Linked DNA regions of Homo sapiens: region 2 is linked to region 1. Evidence: chromatin loops called from intact Hi-C (ENCODE). Cell type or tissue: CD14-positive monocyte. All regions are shown on one strand.

Evidence for each region. A loop is a pair of places that touch in the nucleus more often than their neighbours do. Peaks named below come from ENCODE experiments on the same cell type or tissue, not always from the same donor. Only the 100,000 strongest peaks of a DNase experiment are listed, where the experiment ranks them.
Region 2: a loop joins it to region 1, with 4 times the contacts of the local background. A loop is called at or near these places in 24 of 110 quality-filtered maps.

Annotation. Positions count from the first base shown.
Region 1 is chr21:45,077,621-45,081,620 of GRCh38, forward strand. All of the region lies in intron 1 of ADARB1 (adenosine deaminase RNA specific B1), which reads left to right. Among named protein-coding and RNA genes, the nearest start is that of ADARB1, 5.0 kb to the left of the region's middle. In CD14-positive monocyte, no CTCF peak of the experiment used is centred here; a DNase peak (open chromatin) is centred at 1,521; H3K27ac peaks cover 429 bases.
Region 2 is chr21:44,965,818-44,969,817 of GRCh38, forward strand. SLX9 (SLX9 ribosome biogenesis factor) reads left to right here. Exons shown (of 6, transcript NM_058190.4): 4 at 1,217-1,364. Among named protein-coding and RNA genes, the nearest start is that of LINC00163, 26 kb to the right of the region's middle. RefSeq lists an enhancer at 2,112-2,692. In CD14-positive monocyte, no CTCF peak of the experiment used is centred here; a DNase peak (open chromatin) is centred at 2,444; H3K4me3 peaks cover 844 bases; H3K27ac peaks cover 3,334 bases.

The sequences.
Region 1 (4,000 bases):
CGTGCCATTGCACTCCAGCCTGGGCAACAGAGCGAGACGCCGTCTAAAAAAAAAAAAAGAAAAGAAAAAGAAAACTCAGTGGTTTTCTGTGTCAACTTTCTAAAATAGGAATTTCTAAATCTGTAATTTGGTGTGATGGAAATGGTGTTAAAAAAAAACCCATATTATTTTGTATGTTCATAATATGTGAGGTAGGAAAAGCAAATGGGAAAATTAAAAATTGTCCAGTGAAATCATTAAGATTCCTTCCTTATTCCTTGAGTGACTTTTCTTTCCAAGTTGACAGCTTTTTATCTGGGGTGTGGACAGGGACAGCGCAGTAGCCCACAGAGGTCTTCGTGGCAGGGCTTACCGCACCTTCCATTTGCAGAGTTTTGCTTCATCCATAGCTTGACAGCTGTTGGGCTAGGGCCATTAATATCAAATTATCACAATTTTTTTTTTTTGGTAGTTTGATTAGTACTGCTTGCTGCACTTTTCCACCTGTATGCCTATAAGATGTCCTAGGCGTACACAAAGAAAAGTGACTTTGGTTTTAGGTTTAACGTCTTTGTGATGGAACAGGAAGGGGGATGAAAGTAACTCTGAGATACCTTGTATTTTTATTGGAAGTACAGTGAAATGGAAGCTCTACTTGCTTCTAGTTTGGTGATTTTGGAACCTGGTTCCATTTCATTTGCTTGTTCATCCAACAGGCATTCACCCATGCATCCTGGCCCAGGTACTGTTCTAGGTATTGGAGATTCAGGATGAGCCTGATGAGGAGAGTTCCTGCCCTCAAGCGGTTCATTTTCTTGGGAAGGAGGAGAGCAGTAAACAAGCATTTGGTGTCCTAACTGCTTCAAAGGGCAAATGAGGCAGGGTAGGTGAGAGAAGGTCAAATAGGTGGTGAGGATGGAGTGAGCTGGGCTGAGGTCACGGCAGCAGCAGCCTCTCAGGCACAGGGAACTCTCGGGTGAAAGTCCCTGAGCCTCCTTGTAGTATGGTGGTCACCTCAGGGAGGCCATTGCTGCCAGAGAGGCTGGGCGAGTGGTAGGAAGTGAGATGGGAGTGGAGGAGAGCTGCATCTTGGAGCACACAGGCTGTGGTAAGGAATTTAGATTTTAAGTTTGATGGGAAGCCTTAAGGGAGCCTTTCTTCCTTCCTTGCGAATGACATGATCTGATTTATCTTTAAAAAGTACCACTCTGGCTGTTGGGCTTACAATATGCCAGGCTGTTTTAAGAGCTTTACATATATTAATTCATTTATTCTTATGACAGTCCAAAAAGTAGGCATTATTATCATTATTCCCATGTTACAGGGGGGAATACCTAGGCACAGAGTGGTTAAGTGATTTACCCAAGGTCACACAGGAAGTGGCAATGGCAGGATGTACCCTTACCTCCTTACTGCAGCTTGCTTTTTGCACCTCCACTACTGCAGACTGGAGGAGGAATATCAGCAAGGAGATCAGTTAGACTTTTGTGAAAGCTGGGTGACTGTACCGGCACCTCAGACCAGGGCGGAAGTGGTGAGATCAGATTCAGCCTACTGAATTTCAGCATTTGTAAGATGCCATCATTTTTAAGTTGCATCATCATTTCTTATGCTGCTAACAAAGGGAAAATGTAGCCAACTAGATTGTGACACAATGCTTTCTTGTTACCCAGCATTCATTTATACTCATTGAAAGAGCTTAGACTAAGCATTGACTTTTAAAATCATATAATTCATGCACTTTCATAAAAAAGGAAAATACAAGTAAAATAAAGTAATTCTGAAATTTCTTCACATCTAGAATCTGATTCTTCCAACTCAGCTTTTGACTTGGCGTTGGTGCCAGGTATGAGATAGGGAAGTCTGGGAAGAGCCAGTGTTGGGATTTGAACATGTGGAGCTTGTGACTGGAAGGCAGCCCAGCTCAGCAGCTCCACTCAAGGGCCAGATCTGGAGGACGAGGGTTGGGTCATTGTGCAGCTACTTCCTAGATGATCTTGAGCAAGCAGTCTAATCTCTGTGCTTCAGTTTTCTCATCTATAAATTAGGAAGAATAAAAGCAACTTGTCAGGGTTGTTGAGTTGCTAATGTAAAGTACCTAAAATAGTACCTGACTAACAGTATTTAATGGGGCTTACTTTGCTTATTATTTTTATGATTAGTTATCTGAGTAGAGAAAGGTGAATATGGATGGAAATTCAAGGTCAGGTTCAAGAAGAGGTTGGGGCCAAATATGTAAATTTGGGAGTCATTTGCATATTGCTGATCTATGAGGCATACAGTATGGATACAGAGGAGCAGGAGATGAGGAATGGCCTGGGAGCTTTTGGCAAGCGGTCCACATTGGGAGGGAGGGTCTAGCAACGCCATTGAAAAGGACTCTGTTTGAAGAAGGAAGAAACTAGTGAGAGTCTAGTGGCCTGGAAACCAAGACACCGAGGGGTTCTTTTCTTCTTATTCTTCGTGGGCTGGAGAGTTTCCTATTGGCTTTGATAAGAGGTGGTTGTGAGTGACCTTGATAGGTTTGGAGTGGTGGGGAGAGGAAACAAATAGAGTAGAGGTGGGAACATCAGTGTAGACGACTCTCTAGAGGAGTTCTGTTAAAAGGGAAGAGTCATGGGATGGTGGCTGGAGGGGACATGGGTACAGGAAGTTTTTAGTTGTATTTTTAAATGAGAGCGATGATAGCATGTTATGAGCTAATAGGAATGATCCAGTAGAGGGAAACATTTATAATATGCCAGGAAAGAGGATAATGTTGGAGCCAAGTCCTTGAGAAGGTGAGAGGGAGGCAGGAAGAGCAGGGATGCTCAGCTCTAGAAGGGAGGCGGGACTTCAGGAGGGAGGCAGGACTTCTGCACGTGGGAGCCTGGACTCAGAAATATTCCTCAAGACATGCTGCCCTTTTGAAAGGAGGATAGGAAATAAATCATGGTTTTGTCCTCAGTCCTAAAAAGTTCGGAATCTCACCCTAGGACTCAGGATCCAGCTTCTTACCAGCTTGTGCTGAACATGCCATGGGGCGTACTTACGGAAAGATACATGTGGAAATGGAATTTTTTATTTATTTAAAAAATTCACTTTTCTCTAAAAGTATTGTTACCTGGAGGTTGGCACCTTTATTCACCAAATTCAGTACTCAGAGGACTAGAAGACTCGGTGCCTGATTTGTGCTTGATTTGCCTAGCTGGGAATTTCAGTTTTGCATTTAAGACGACTCCCTCACCAACCCTACCCCCAGAGGAAAGCAGGTATTGTTGCTTTGGGCCTGTTGCATGTATATGTTTATGTTCCACTGGGTCAGCAGCATTCAGTGAAACACAGTTGCCTGTTAACTTGGTAAAATATCTTAATTGCATGAGTTTTGATTTGTTTTTGTGATTATTTGATTTTTTCAGGTTTGGAGTTTCAGAACACCCATCTTCTCAGTAGTTCAGCCAATGCGATGAAATGTGAAGAAGCCTTCCCCAGCTTCCTTGCATTCTCTCCATCATCTGTGCAGTGGAGAGTAGTTCCCACTGCTGTGGAAACATTTTCCCTTTGCTCTTTTCTCTCAGGGCAGGCTTTCCTGAGTGCCTGCTCTGTGTGAGTCATCGTGGGAGGATGCGGTGGAGAAGGACAGGGAGGAGGTCTGTGCTTCTTTGAACTGACATTCTGGTGGAGAAACTAAACAGATCACAGAGGCAGACACCGTGCCTCACAACTACACACGGACCCGGCTTATGATGGTTCCAGTAACAATTTTTGACTTGACTGTGGTACCCATACAGTCATTCTGTTTTTCACTTTTGGCATAGCATTCAATAAATTGCATGCGATATTAAGTACTTTGTTATAAAATAGGCTTTGTATTAGATGATTTTGTTCAATTGTAGGCTAATGTGAGTGTTCTGAGCACCTTTTAGGTAGGCTAGGCTAAGCTTTGATGTTTGGTAGGGTAGGTGTATTGAATGCTTTTTCAGGTTAGGATGTCTTCAACTTGCGATGGGTTCATAGGATCGGAACTCCACCGTCAGTCAAG
Region 2 (4,000 bases), 110 kb before region 1:
GCCTGTGAAGGAGCCATCTGGCCTGGCCCGCCCCTCCCTACCCCAGCTTCCAGGGTGCCCTGGCTCTCTTTTAATGAGGTGCCGAGTAACGTGTCTACCACAGTCCAGGCAGGGTGGAGTAAGCGCTGGATTCTTACCTTATAAACCCCCGTGATTCCCAAGGCTGTGGAGAGCTGGTGTACACCTTCCAAGCTCTCAACCTGCACTGGGGGCTGAGGACCCAGAGGAAGGGTGGTCTTTGTCCCAGGTTCTTGTCAGTGATTTGGAGCCAGGTAAACACACCCTGCTACAGGGACCCAGGGCAGGGTGGCATCCCCTGATTTCGGGTTGGTCAGGGTGGGCCCTTCACACCTTGTTCTGCGAGCCACCTGCCCTGGGGGCTGAGAGGGGCGCCGCTGTCCCAGACAGCGGGATTGGAGAGGAGCTGGCTGTTGTCACCTCTGGAAACCTGGGCATTCCCCCCAGGGGGCACAGGTCTGCCATGCCCGGGCCTGTGTCACGAGCTGGCAGTGTTTGAGCTGCAGGCCTGTCCCGGTGGGTTGCCCTGAAGAGAGCAGGCCGTCCGCGCTCCACAGCCTCCAGGAGCCACGTGCAGTGAGCAGCATGTCCGAGCATGTGTTCTCTTAGCAGTTTTGAGATAAATACATTTTTAAATTAAATCAAATCCCAAGGCCATACCCCTTCTGTCCAGACCCTGCCCAAATCCCTTCTCTAGCGTGGAGGCCTCAGCCCTACCTGCCACCCCCCATGGCCCCAAGCCCTCAGGTCTGTCCTGGGGCTTCTCCCCTTCCCTCTGGGGAGCCCTCTCCCTCCTGGGAACAAAGCTGAGCCTCCCAGGCTGTGACTTGCCATCTTAAGTTGAGGGCCCCTTTTCCTCATTCCCCTCTGTCCCCTCTGCTCGGTGGCTGTGTGCACTCCCCTACGCGTGCTCCGGCCACAGTTGCCAGCGTCCCTTTGCAGGAGAAATCCTCAGTGGCTGCAGTTCCACCTCATTGTCAGCCCTGCGATTAAAAAGCGCAGCTCTGTCATTAAGGGGAAGAAAATAACTCAAGCCTGCCCGCCCTGCAGGTTCCCAGGGGCGGAATGGGGGTGACAGCGGGAAGGAGAGAGGCAGCAGGGCCGGGCACCCTGCCAGGTCTCTCGTGGGCCAGAGGCTCTGGGCCTGGGCTCCTCCTCTGCCTCTTGTTTGCCTCTAACGTCGTTTCTCCTTCCTTAGAAATCGAAGCCATAAAACTGGCTGAGCAGAAGCACAGGGAGGAGCGGAGGCGGAGGGCCACGGTGGTGGTGGGGGACCTGCACCCTCTCAGGGATGCCCTGCCCGAGCTGCTGGGGCTCGAGGCTGGCAGCCGGCGCCAAGCCCGCAGGTGAGTGTCCGGGAGGGGTGGCCCTTTCCGAGCTGTGGGGCTGACCCGGGTCCAGAGGTGGAGGGATATGAGTGGGAGCCACGGGCCACGGTGCTTCCTGAGCCTGCAGAGGCCGAGAGCTGGGGCTCCAGCCGGTGCTCCGCACAGGTACCCTGTTCTCAGGGCGTGAGCTCGTGAGGCCCGTGGGGGCTGTGGGGGACGTTTCGGGGGCACCCAGGCCCACCCTTGTGAGGAGCCTGGTGGCTCTGCTGATGCCGAGCTCCCTCATGTGCCCCTCCCCCGACATTGACCACAGCTCCTGCCGGGTCCCACTGGGGGTCCCCCCAACTCACTGTTCTGCCACAGCCTCCACCCCACAGAGACCCTGCTGTGCTCAGCTGAGGCCCCTGAGCATCCACCATGCTCTTCTCGTGCCTCTGACAGGGGCTGCAGTCTCCCCTCCTGAGTGGACCTTTCCCTGATGCCCACCTAACACTGCACACCCTGTCCTGCCCCTCACTCTGTCGCACAGAGGGTGGCCCGTGAGGACGGCTCAGGCCTGCTGTCGGGTGTGGTGAGCGTGTGGGACCCACTCATGCAGGGCCCTGGGACACACATCCCAGAGCTTGTCCTCATGGGGCGGGAGCTGCCTCGTGCGTCCTCCCCAGGAGGGACGGGGCCTGATGTGAGTGCGGTTGCTCTCCCGAGCTGTACCTACCTGTGTGGGAAGCACATGCCTCCCAGCCTCACCACGGGTCTGGATGTGGTTTGTTCTTCAGGAAAGAGGCAGGCCCCTGCCCCACCCTTGGCTGCTGGCATCACAGCGCCCCTCCCCCGCCCCCTGCTGAGAGCTGGGGTGGTGGGTTCTGGGCCCTTAGTGCATGAGTGGCCAAGCCAGCGGGCCTGGGCCTGGGCCTGGACCCCAGTGGGGCCCCTCCACCCCCCTGCCCTGGGCAAGGCCTGGTCCCGAGCATGAGCCCTCCTCCTGACGCACTGAGGTGCTCCCTCCAGAACCCCATCACCCAGTGACACAACCCCGCCACCCAGTGACGCAACCCCCAGTGACACAACCCTGCCACCCGGTGACGCAACCCCCAGTGACACAACCCCCAGTGACGCAACCCCGCCACCCAATGAAGATACCACCACCCGGTGACGCAACCCCACCACCCATTGAGCCATTTGCCAGTGGCAGGTTCCATGTGCCCTGACAATGTGGACAGTGTTCCATGTGCCAGCCTGCTGTGGTGTGTGCACCCCAGGACGGCTCAACCAGGAGGGCAGCGGCTGCATGACCCTCCCTGTCACCTCGCAGGGGATGCAGCCTGCTGATAAGCTGCTGCCTGTGGCGCCCGTCTCCCAGGAGCTTGGCTTTCAGGCTCTTTGTGCCTGGGTCACATGCACGTGAAAGGAGAGCAGCCTCTGCCCTTCCCCTGTGGCTGGAAGGCACCACCCAGGTGTGGGTGCTGAGGCTCTGGGCTCAGGCGGGGGCTGTGTAGCCACAGCCCAGCTTTCAGGGCTGGAAAGAGGCCGGACCACTCTGTTCTGTCTCAGCTTCTGGGCCTTCCTCATTCATTTGTGTCATCTCTGTGCTTTTTTTTTTTTTTTTTGGAGACGGAGCCTTGCTCTGTCCCCCAGGCTGGAGTGCAGTGGCACGATCTTGGCTCACTGCAAGCTCCGCCTCCTGGGTTCACACCATTCTCCTGCCTCAGCCTCCCAAGTAGGTGGGACTACAGGCGCCCGCCACCATACCTGGCTAATTTTTTGTATTTTTAGCGGAGACGGGGTTTCACCGTGTTAGCCAGGATGGTCTAGATCTCCTGACCTCGTGATCCAGCCGCCTCGGCCTCCCAAAGTGCTGGGATTACAGGCGTGAGCCACCGCGCCTGGCCTAATTTTGCTGTTTAAAAAATAATTTTCTTTCTCCTACTAACTTTCCATCTGGGCAGAAAGCAGGGGCTGTGTGCAGTGTCAAACCTGGGGTCCATCCTTTCATGGCCCAGCTGCCCAGGCTCGAGGGTGGCAGGTCACGCGCTGCAGGCCCAGGCAGCTCCAGGCTGGCATCCCGCGGCGGAGGCACCAGAGCACTGGGTCCAGAATAGGAGCGGCCGCCCGGAGTGGCGATGTGATGACCGAACATTCCTGGTTCTTGGACAAAAATGTGACCCTGGTCAAGTATCCTTTCCCTGTTTTCAGTTTTCTCATCTGAAAAATGTGCTTGGCGCTCCCAGAAGGGAGAGGGCTGTATCAACACCCAGCCCCCAGGCCGAGGAGGATGTGCCCCTGCCTCCCTGCGGGGCTCTGGGCCGGGAAGGCACATCTGCTCTCAGCCCTGAGAGCCTCCTGTCGCTGGGAGTCCCCGTCCCTCCTCAGATGTGGCTCAGGCAGCAGTGCCTCCTGACCCTGGGGGAGCTCTTGGAATCAGCCCTATTTTAGACAGGCTTTAGATTCGTAGAAAAATGGCAAAGATGGTGCCAAGAGCTCCATGCAGCTCCCCCGTCCCCGCATGCTGTTGCTCTGACATGAGTGTGGTACGTTCGTCACATGGAAGGAACCAGTATCAACAGAGAAATAGTGAGCGTTAAGTAATTAATAGTTAACTAAAGCCCATACCTTAGGTTTCCTTCATTTTTCCCTAACGGACTCTTTCTGCCTCA